Regions from separate parts of the Homo sapiens genome. Here region 1 is linked to region 2. The links are chromatin contacts, found by Hi-C in ENCODE. All regions are on one chromosome and are shown on one strand. The core of a region is the stretch at or near the end of the contact, and the rest is flanking DNA. Distances in the headings are between cores, read along the strand shown. Region 1 overlaps CAND1.11 (a long non-coding RNA gene). Region 2 has its middle 15 kb from the start of CTR9.

The links. A loop is a pair of places that touch in the nucleus more often than their neighbours do. Pooled maps may share reads with other maps.
Region 1: a loop to region 2 is called in a map of endothelial cell of umbilical vein, with 10 times the contacts of the local background. The contact joins two enhancer-like sites. A Hi-C loop is called at or near these places in 1 of 168 maps with a recorded cell type or tissue (endothelial cell of umbilical vein), 1 of 37 single-sample maps with no recorded cell type and 11 of 50 pooled maps.

What each region holds. Positions count from the first base shown.
Region 1 is chr11:10,365,300-10,368,892 of GRCh38, forward strand. The region is part of intron 2 of CAND1.11 (a long non-coding RNA gene); the gene reads left to right. Among named protein-coding and RNA genes, the nearest start is that of CAND1.11, 59 kb to the left of the region's middle. RefSeq lists an enhancer at 1,263-1,762. Within about 2 kb of position 1,377, at least 14 of the 41 ENCODE cell types and tissues checked have a DNase peak (open chromatin) inside an H3K27ac peak, as active enhancers do.
Region 2 is chr11:10,734,163-10,737,951 of GRCh38, forward strand. No RefSeq gene overlaps it. Among named protein-coding and RNA genes, the nearest start is that of CTR9, 15 kb to the right of the region's middle. Within about 2 kb of position 1,694, at least 21 of the 41 ENCODE cell types and tissues checked have a DNase peak (open chromatin) inside an H3K27ac peak, as active enhancers do.

The DNA of each region.
Region 1 (3,593 bases), core at 127-2,626, 370 kb before region 2:
ATATAATAAACTGGTAAACGTAAGTGTTTCCATGAGTTCTATGAGTCATCGTAGCAAATTATCAAACTTGGGGAGGGGGTTGTGACAGCCCTCAATTTGGTAACCTGGGGATCTACTCCTTGTACTTGGTGTCTGAAGTTGGGGGCAGTCCTGTGGCACTGAGCCCTTAACCTGTGGGGTCTGCCGTAACTCAGGAAAGTTAGTGTCAGAATTGAGTTAAATTATAGGATACCCAGTTGGTGCCTACAGAGAATTGGAGAATTGGTTGGTATGGGAAAAGCTCATACACATTTAGTGGCCAGAAACATTATGAGAGTATAGAGAAGAAACGTTTTTTTCCCCCTATGCAAAATACCATCAGCAACGTTTGAGGGTGCCTGTTTACCCAAACTCTTATCAACATTGTTTTCAAACTTTTTGACCATAACATTCTAGGTGGTAAACAGCTTATATTGCCTATTGTTTTATTCACATTACTTTTATTATTGATTTTTAAGTTCTTGTTTACTATTATTTTATTTCTGGAAGTTGTCTTGGAATTTTAAAATATAGCTTTTATAACTAAGGTATAGCACTGATAAGAAATGATAATTTTGTCTTCTTGCCACATCTAGTTTTTGTTTTATTCCTTCATTTATTGCATTGACCTTAACTTCTAGAACAATATTAAGTAATAATAATAACATTGATCTTTTTGTTTGGTTACTGATTTTAATGAAACAATCTGTAGTATTTCAATTTTAAGTAAGATATTGCCACCATTCATTATGTTAAGGGATTTTTCTGCTCTCCCTAAAAATTTGAAAGTTAAAAAAAACCCACCAGAAATGGATGTGGAACTTTATCAAGTGCTTTTCAGAATATAGGTTTGGGTGATTTATTTTCTTAAGGATGAACTGTATAATTTTAATACATTTCCTAATGTCAAACCATCCTTACGTTGTTAAACCCTCCTTGACTATCATGGATGATTTTTTGATGTGCTTTAATTAAATTTGCTAATTTTTTTCCAGATGTTTTTCTGTCCCCATTCAAAAGTGAGACTGGTCTTTGTGTGTGTGTGTGTGTGTGTGTGTGTGTGTGTGTGTGTGTGTGTGTGTGTGTGTGTATGTGCTGTTCTTGACAGGTTTTGTTATCAGGGTTATGATAACCTCATAAAATGAACTGGGCAGCTTTTCTTCTTTGCTTTTTTGCCCAAATTCTTCTCTGCTCTCCTGGCCTGGGGAGAACAAGGCTGGCCTGTGTTCAGACCTGCTCCAGGACCTCTGGTGACCTCCAGCATGTTCCCAGCTCTCTTCTTGACTCTTAGTGGTGTTGTCTCTGGCATCTCTCTGCTTCTCCTCCGGTCTGGCTTCCCAATGTGATCCCCTAACATCTATGGCTCAACCTGAACTGGCCTCTGTGTGAACTCAAGGGAGGGGATTTCCTTGGCAGATGGAGGTTCTCCATGTGCCCCCCATCCCCCCACTTCCTCCAAGAGCTCTCCCAGCTGTGATCTTTAGCTCCTCCTTGCGCTTCTGCCTCTAGCTCTCTGCTGCCCTCTAGCCACAACATCTGTCCTTGTCGTGGCTTTCCGCAGGCAGAGGCATTGAGAATGGAACTCTGTTCAACAGATCCAGTTGAACTCTGTTCAACAGATGTCTCGAAGCCCTTGGAAGTTCTCCAAAGTGACTGGTTTGAAGGGGGTGCTGCAATGAGGCAATGGGTTGTTTTGGCTGCCTCTGAAGAAAAGGGGTGCCAGAATAGACCCAAAGCCTGGACTCTGCCCTCAGTGGGGAACATGAATTACATTGCTGCCAAAGGACAACTCTGAGAAGGCCTGGTGCCGCTGGGCAGGGCAGCTCTGCAAAGTCCGGAGTAGGGAAGGGATCATATTCAGTATGGACCTTTGCTCAGCATGCTTCTTTCCTGTCCTTCCCTGCTAACTGAGACAACATGTATGTCCAGCCTTTCTGTTCAGCTGTCAACTGTGAATGACACCCGATAGTGACTCTTGAGCTATGCTTGGAATTGTCTGGCTTTAGGCTGACACCTTCCTTGCCATCCCCCTGATGCCATCTAAGGCCACGGCCATGGAGAGGGACTTTTGTAAGTATGCTGTTCATCACCATTTAATATCATCTAGTGGTTCTAGAATCAGGCAGATTTGGGTTTGAATTCTGTGCATGCCACTTACTAGCTCTGTGATTTTAGGCAAGTAACTCAGCATCTCTGAGCCAAGTTTTCTCGTCTTTAAAACAGAAAAATAATAGATATACTTGTTAAGCTGGTGTGAGATAACAATGCATATAAAGCACTTGGCCTAATGCTCAACCTAGTAAATATTCTATAGATGTTAGTTGATATGGTTTTGCTGTGTCCCCACCCAAATCTCATCTTGAATTGTAGTTTCCATAATCCCCACGTGTCGTGGGAGGAACCTGGTGGGAGGTACTTGAATCATGGGGGCAGGTTTTTTCTGTGCTATTCTCGTGATAGTGAATAAGTCTCATGAGATCTGATGGTTTTATGAAGAGCAGTTCCCCTGCACACGCTCTCTTGCCTGCCGCCATGTAAGATGTGACTTTGTTCCTCCTTCACCTTCTGCCGTGATTGTGAGGGGCCTTCCCTGCCATGTGGAACTGTGAGTCCATTAAATCTCTTTTTCTTTTAAATTACCCAGTCTCAGGTACTTCTTCATAGCAGTATGAAAATGGACTAATTGGTTAAGATTATTCTTTATCCTGATTGTTCTGTATCTCTCTTGAGAATCAGTGTAACCTCTTCACTGATATTCAAGGCTCTCTTGAGGTTGGGGTCAGTTTATGAGCTGTCTTTCCAGTCTTATCTCCACTACTCTGTTACACATACTATATTAGTCAGCTAAATTTTCATCTCTTTGCCTTTGTATATGCTGTTCTCTCTGCACTCAGAGTAACCTCCTCAGCATCCTTGACTGAGAATCTTCCCAACTGTCGAGGCCCAAGTTAAAATATGACCTACCCCATGAAGAGTTCCTGGCTGCCCCTTGAGAGGTTTTTCTCTGCCTCCTGTAGCAGCACAGCCATTGTAACTATTTTCAGTCAAGAACTGGATGAGATTGTCCCCTGAGAATGAATTTAATGTCAAAGTTTGTCCTAAGTTTTTGTGGACATCCCCCCAACCTCACCCCAATAGTTGATTTCTGAGTGCCTGAACCTGAGAGGTGCTATTGGCTCCAGCATTTCTTTTATTTTTATTTTATTTTCTTGAGACTGAGTCTTGCTCTGTTGCCCAGGCTGGAGTGCAGTGGCATGATCTCTGCTCACTGCAACCTCTGCTTCCTGGGTTCAAGTGATTCTCCTGTTTCAGCCTCCTGAGTAGCTGGGATTACAGGCACATGCCACCATGCCCAGCTAATTTTTGTATTTTTAGTAGAGATGGGGTTTCACCATGTTGGCCAGGCTGGTCTCGAACTCCTGACCTCAGGTGATTCACCCGCCTTGGCCTCTGAAAATGTTGGGATTATAGGTGTGAGCCAGCACGCCCTGCCAGCTCCAGCATTTCTATGTTGGAGGGGTTAGGAGGCATTGCAGTGGAAGGGGAAGCTAGAAGTCTTGTATGGAAAACACACT
Region 2 (3,789 bases), core at 444-2,943:
CTGGGAGCAGTAGATCCATTCTGAGATTTTCAGGTATAAGAAACAGAAAATGGCCGGGCGCAGTGGCACCCACCTGTAATCCTAGCTATTCAGGAGGCTGAGGTGGGAGGATTGCTTGAGCCCATGAGTTTGAGCCTATAGTGAGCTATGATCATACCACTGCACTCCAGTCTGGGTGACACAGTGAGATGAAAGAAAGGAAGGAAGGAAGGGAGGAAGGGAAAGAAAATCCAACTTGAATGCCTTAAACAACCAAAACAATGTATTGGTTTACAAAATCTAAAGTTTAGAGGTAACGTGGGCTTCTGGCACGGGCTGTTGAGAGCTCCCAGTGTTTTGGGGGCTGCAACTCTGCTTGTCTGAAAGTTTCTCACCTCTGCCTCCCAGTCAGCTTTTTCTAAACCAGCCTTTCCTTGAGGTAGCACAAGGCAGCTGACAGCGTCCAGGGCTCAGCGCTTCCTCACTCATGTCTGGGGGATCAGTGTGGTTGTATGCCCACCCCTAAAACAATCGCAGTGGCCAAGGGAATGCCAAGGGGGCAGGGATTATGTTGATGGGTTTAGGCCAATTGGAACTGACCCCTGAAACTAAGAGTTGGTTTGATCCTAGACTTAAACCACAATAGGATGGGGGAACCTGCAATGGCAACTGCAGATATTCACCCCAAAGACCCTTCTTCAGTGTGGGTGTGGGTGTGGGTGTATTGTGTTGTGTCAGTGTGTATGTGTGATGTGTCAGTGTGTGAGGTGTGTGTTTGTGGGTATGAGAGTGTATTGTACACATGATGTGACTGTGTAAGCATGTATGTTGTGATTGTGCATATAAGTGTGTGTGTATGTTTGTATTAGTTGAGAAGACCATATGCTGGACTAAGTGTGCCTTGCATTATTTTTTAAAATTTTATTTTATTTTATTTTATTTCAATAGTTTTTGGGGTATAGGCGGTTTTTGGTTACATGGATAAGTCCATCAGTGGTGATTTCTGACATTGTATTGCACCCGTCACCCCAGCAATGTACACTGTACCCAATATGTAGTCTTTTATCCCTACTCCCCTCCCAACCTTCCCTCCACCCCCACCAGTCCCCATTGTCCATTATATAATTCTTGTTGGGGCCTTCCATTCTGACTCTGCTGCTACCACCTTGCTGGCCCCCAAGGGTCTCCCCCATCCCCCAACCCTCGCCCCCGTTTATGAGCAAAATCCCTTTTCCCCTAAGCATAGATGATAGGGTGGAAATTTTAACAACTTTCCTAACGAAAAAGGAGAAGAGAAAGGAAATCCATTCAGAGAGCATAAGAAACCTAGAAAATCATTTCTGACAATGTATGTCCCTGAACCAATTATGACCTCCTATTTCCCCCACTCAGCTGTCTCAGAGCCTTCCCAGCTCCCTGCCTGGCGCTAACTGCTGGAGGCCACCCTAGGACGTTTGTCCCCTAGCAGCCAAGGCCAAAAATCTCATTTGCACATTTGTACTCACCATTCCACCTCAGGGCCCTCCGTCACCCCCACCCCCGTCCTCTGTCCTCTCCTCCCGCCTCCTTGGAGAAACTTAGTGACATTTCCAACAAGGGCCCCACGGTAAGAAAGACGGCTTCCTTATACTCTGTGGTGAGGATCAGCACATGTAAACACAAATAGGAACGTTGCCTCAAGCGCTCCATCAGCGCACTCTAGAGTCCTACAAAGGATTAGACAAAACAAGGTCATCTCCCCGAGTCCCAGCCCAGTGCCTGGCCGCCCACCCCTTGCTCCGCCCAGGGCCTGCTCCCTCCGGTGATCCCAGTCCAGTGCAGCCCTCTGCTGCCCTCTGCTGGGCCCTTGCCTACACAGCCCCGGGGCTCACCAGCCACCAAGAACACCGGGGGCTCTTGGCCAACCTTTTCATGTTCCTCTGTGATCTGGAGGCTGGAACAGGTTCACCAATACTTTCACCCACCCATCACTTCTCAGTGTGCTGGAACCTGTGAACGGTTTCCTAGTCGTTCAGAGTCTCATGTCCTCGATTTTTTTTTAAAGCAAAACAGAGGTTATAATCCCTACCTCACAGGACCAGGGTGAAGATTAAAAGGGCTTATTCATTCATTTATGAGTCATATGTTTATTGCACCTCTACTATTTGCTAGGCACTGGGTTGGTACTAAGGATACAAAAAGAAACTATCCTTGCCCAAATGGCGCTCACTGTTCTGTATACACAAATACACAGTTGTGAATCATGATAAAGGAACTCAGTAAGATGCTGGGATAGACTAAGACAAGGGGAAGCTTCAGGGAAGATAAGGAGGCAACTTAAGCATGAACACGAGTCACATCCAAGGGATAAGGGGTTTGGGGTGGGTATTCCAGGGAGAGGCACAAGAAGGCTGTCGTGAAGGTCCCAGAAAAGGTGATAGAGGTAGGGAGTAGCTATAGCTGGAGGTTAGCCAGAGGGGGCAGGGCCTCGATGAGAATGGAAAGGGATTTGGACTCTATTCTAAGTGCTGTGGGAGCCATGGAAGGGTTGAGAAGTGGGGTTGTGAGGCGTTGGCTCACACCTGTTATCCCAGCAGCTTGGTAGGCCGAGGTGGGCAGATCACCTGAGGTCAGGAGTTCGAGACCAGCCTGGCCAATATGGTGAAACCCCCGTCTCCACCAAAAAAATTAAAAAATTAGCTGGGCATGGTGGCATGTGCCTGTAGTCCCAGCTACTCAGGAGGCTGAGGCAGGAGAATTGCTTGAACCCAGGATGGGGAGGTTGCAGTAAGCCAAGATCACTTCACATCACTGAGTGACAGAGGGAGACTCCGTCTCAAAAAAAAAAAAAAAAAAAAAAAGGCCCGGCATGGTAACTCACACCTGTAATCCCAGCACTTTGGGAGGCCAAGTCAGGCAGATCATGAGGTCAGGAGTTTGAGATAAGCCTAGCCAACATAGTGAAACCCCGACTCTACTAAAAATATAAAAAATTAGCCAGGCGTGGTGGCAGACACCTGTAATTCCAGCTACTCAGGAGGCTGAAGCAGGAGAATCGCTAGAACCCGGGAGGTGGAGGTTGCAGTGAGCAGAGATCATGCCATTGCACTCCAGCCTGAGTGACAGTGTGAGACTCAATCTCAAAAAAATAAAAATAAAAATTTAAAAAAAGAAGAAGTGGGATTTGGAGATCATGCCCTCCAGCTCTCCGTACCACACCAGCTCACCAGTGTCCTGCAGACTTCTTCACCTCCACCCATCTCGAAATGCTGATGCTCCTCTGGGCCTGGTCCTGGGCCCTCTTTTCTTCTCTCTCCACACTCTACTTCTCCTCCATCATCTCCTGCATTCCTGTGATTTTGAATAACATTCCTATTTGGATTGGTGTCTCCACCTAGACCCCTCCTTCTGGCTCCAGATCCACACATATCAAAGAACCACCTGCCCACTCTCAGCTTTTGGATTTCCCAGATCTGTCAAACTTAGTGTCTCAACCCTGATTTAATCCTGGCTCTGTCACTCCCAAACCTGCCTTCCCCATCTCAGCAAATGTATCACTTGCTCACTTGCTGAGACTTTATAATATAGATAAGCCCAAATATTTACACATTTACGCACACACACACGTTTTTTTGTGGAGACAAGGTCTTGCTAAGTTGTCCAGGCTGTTCTCAAACTCCTCAGCTCAGATCATCCTCCTGCCTCTGCCTCCCAGAGTGCTAGGATTGTGGGTGTGACCCACTGCATCCAGCCGATGATATTTTTTAAAGTTCCACATCTGTCCCCTCCACCTCCACATAACAGCCAGAGTGACGATGTCATCCTCTGGGA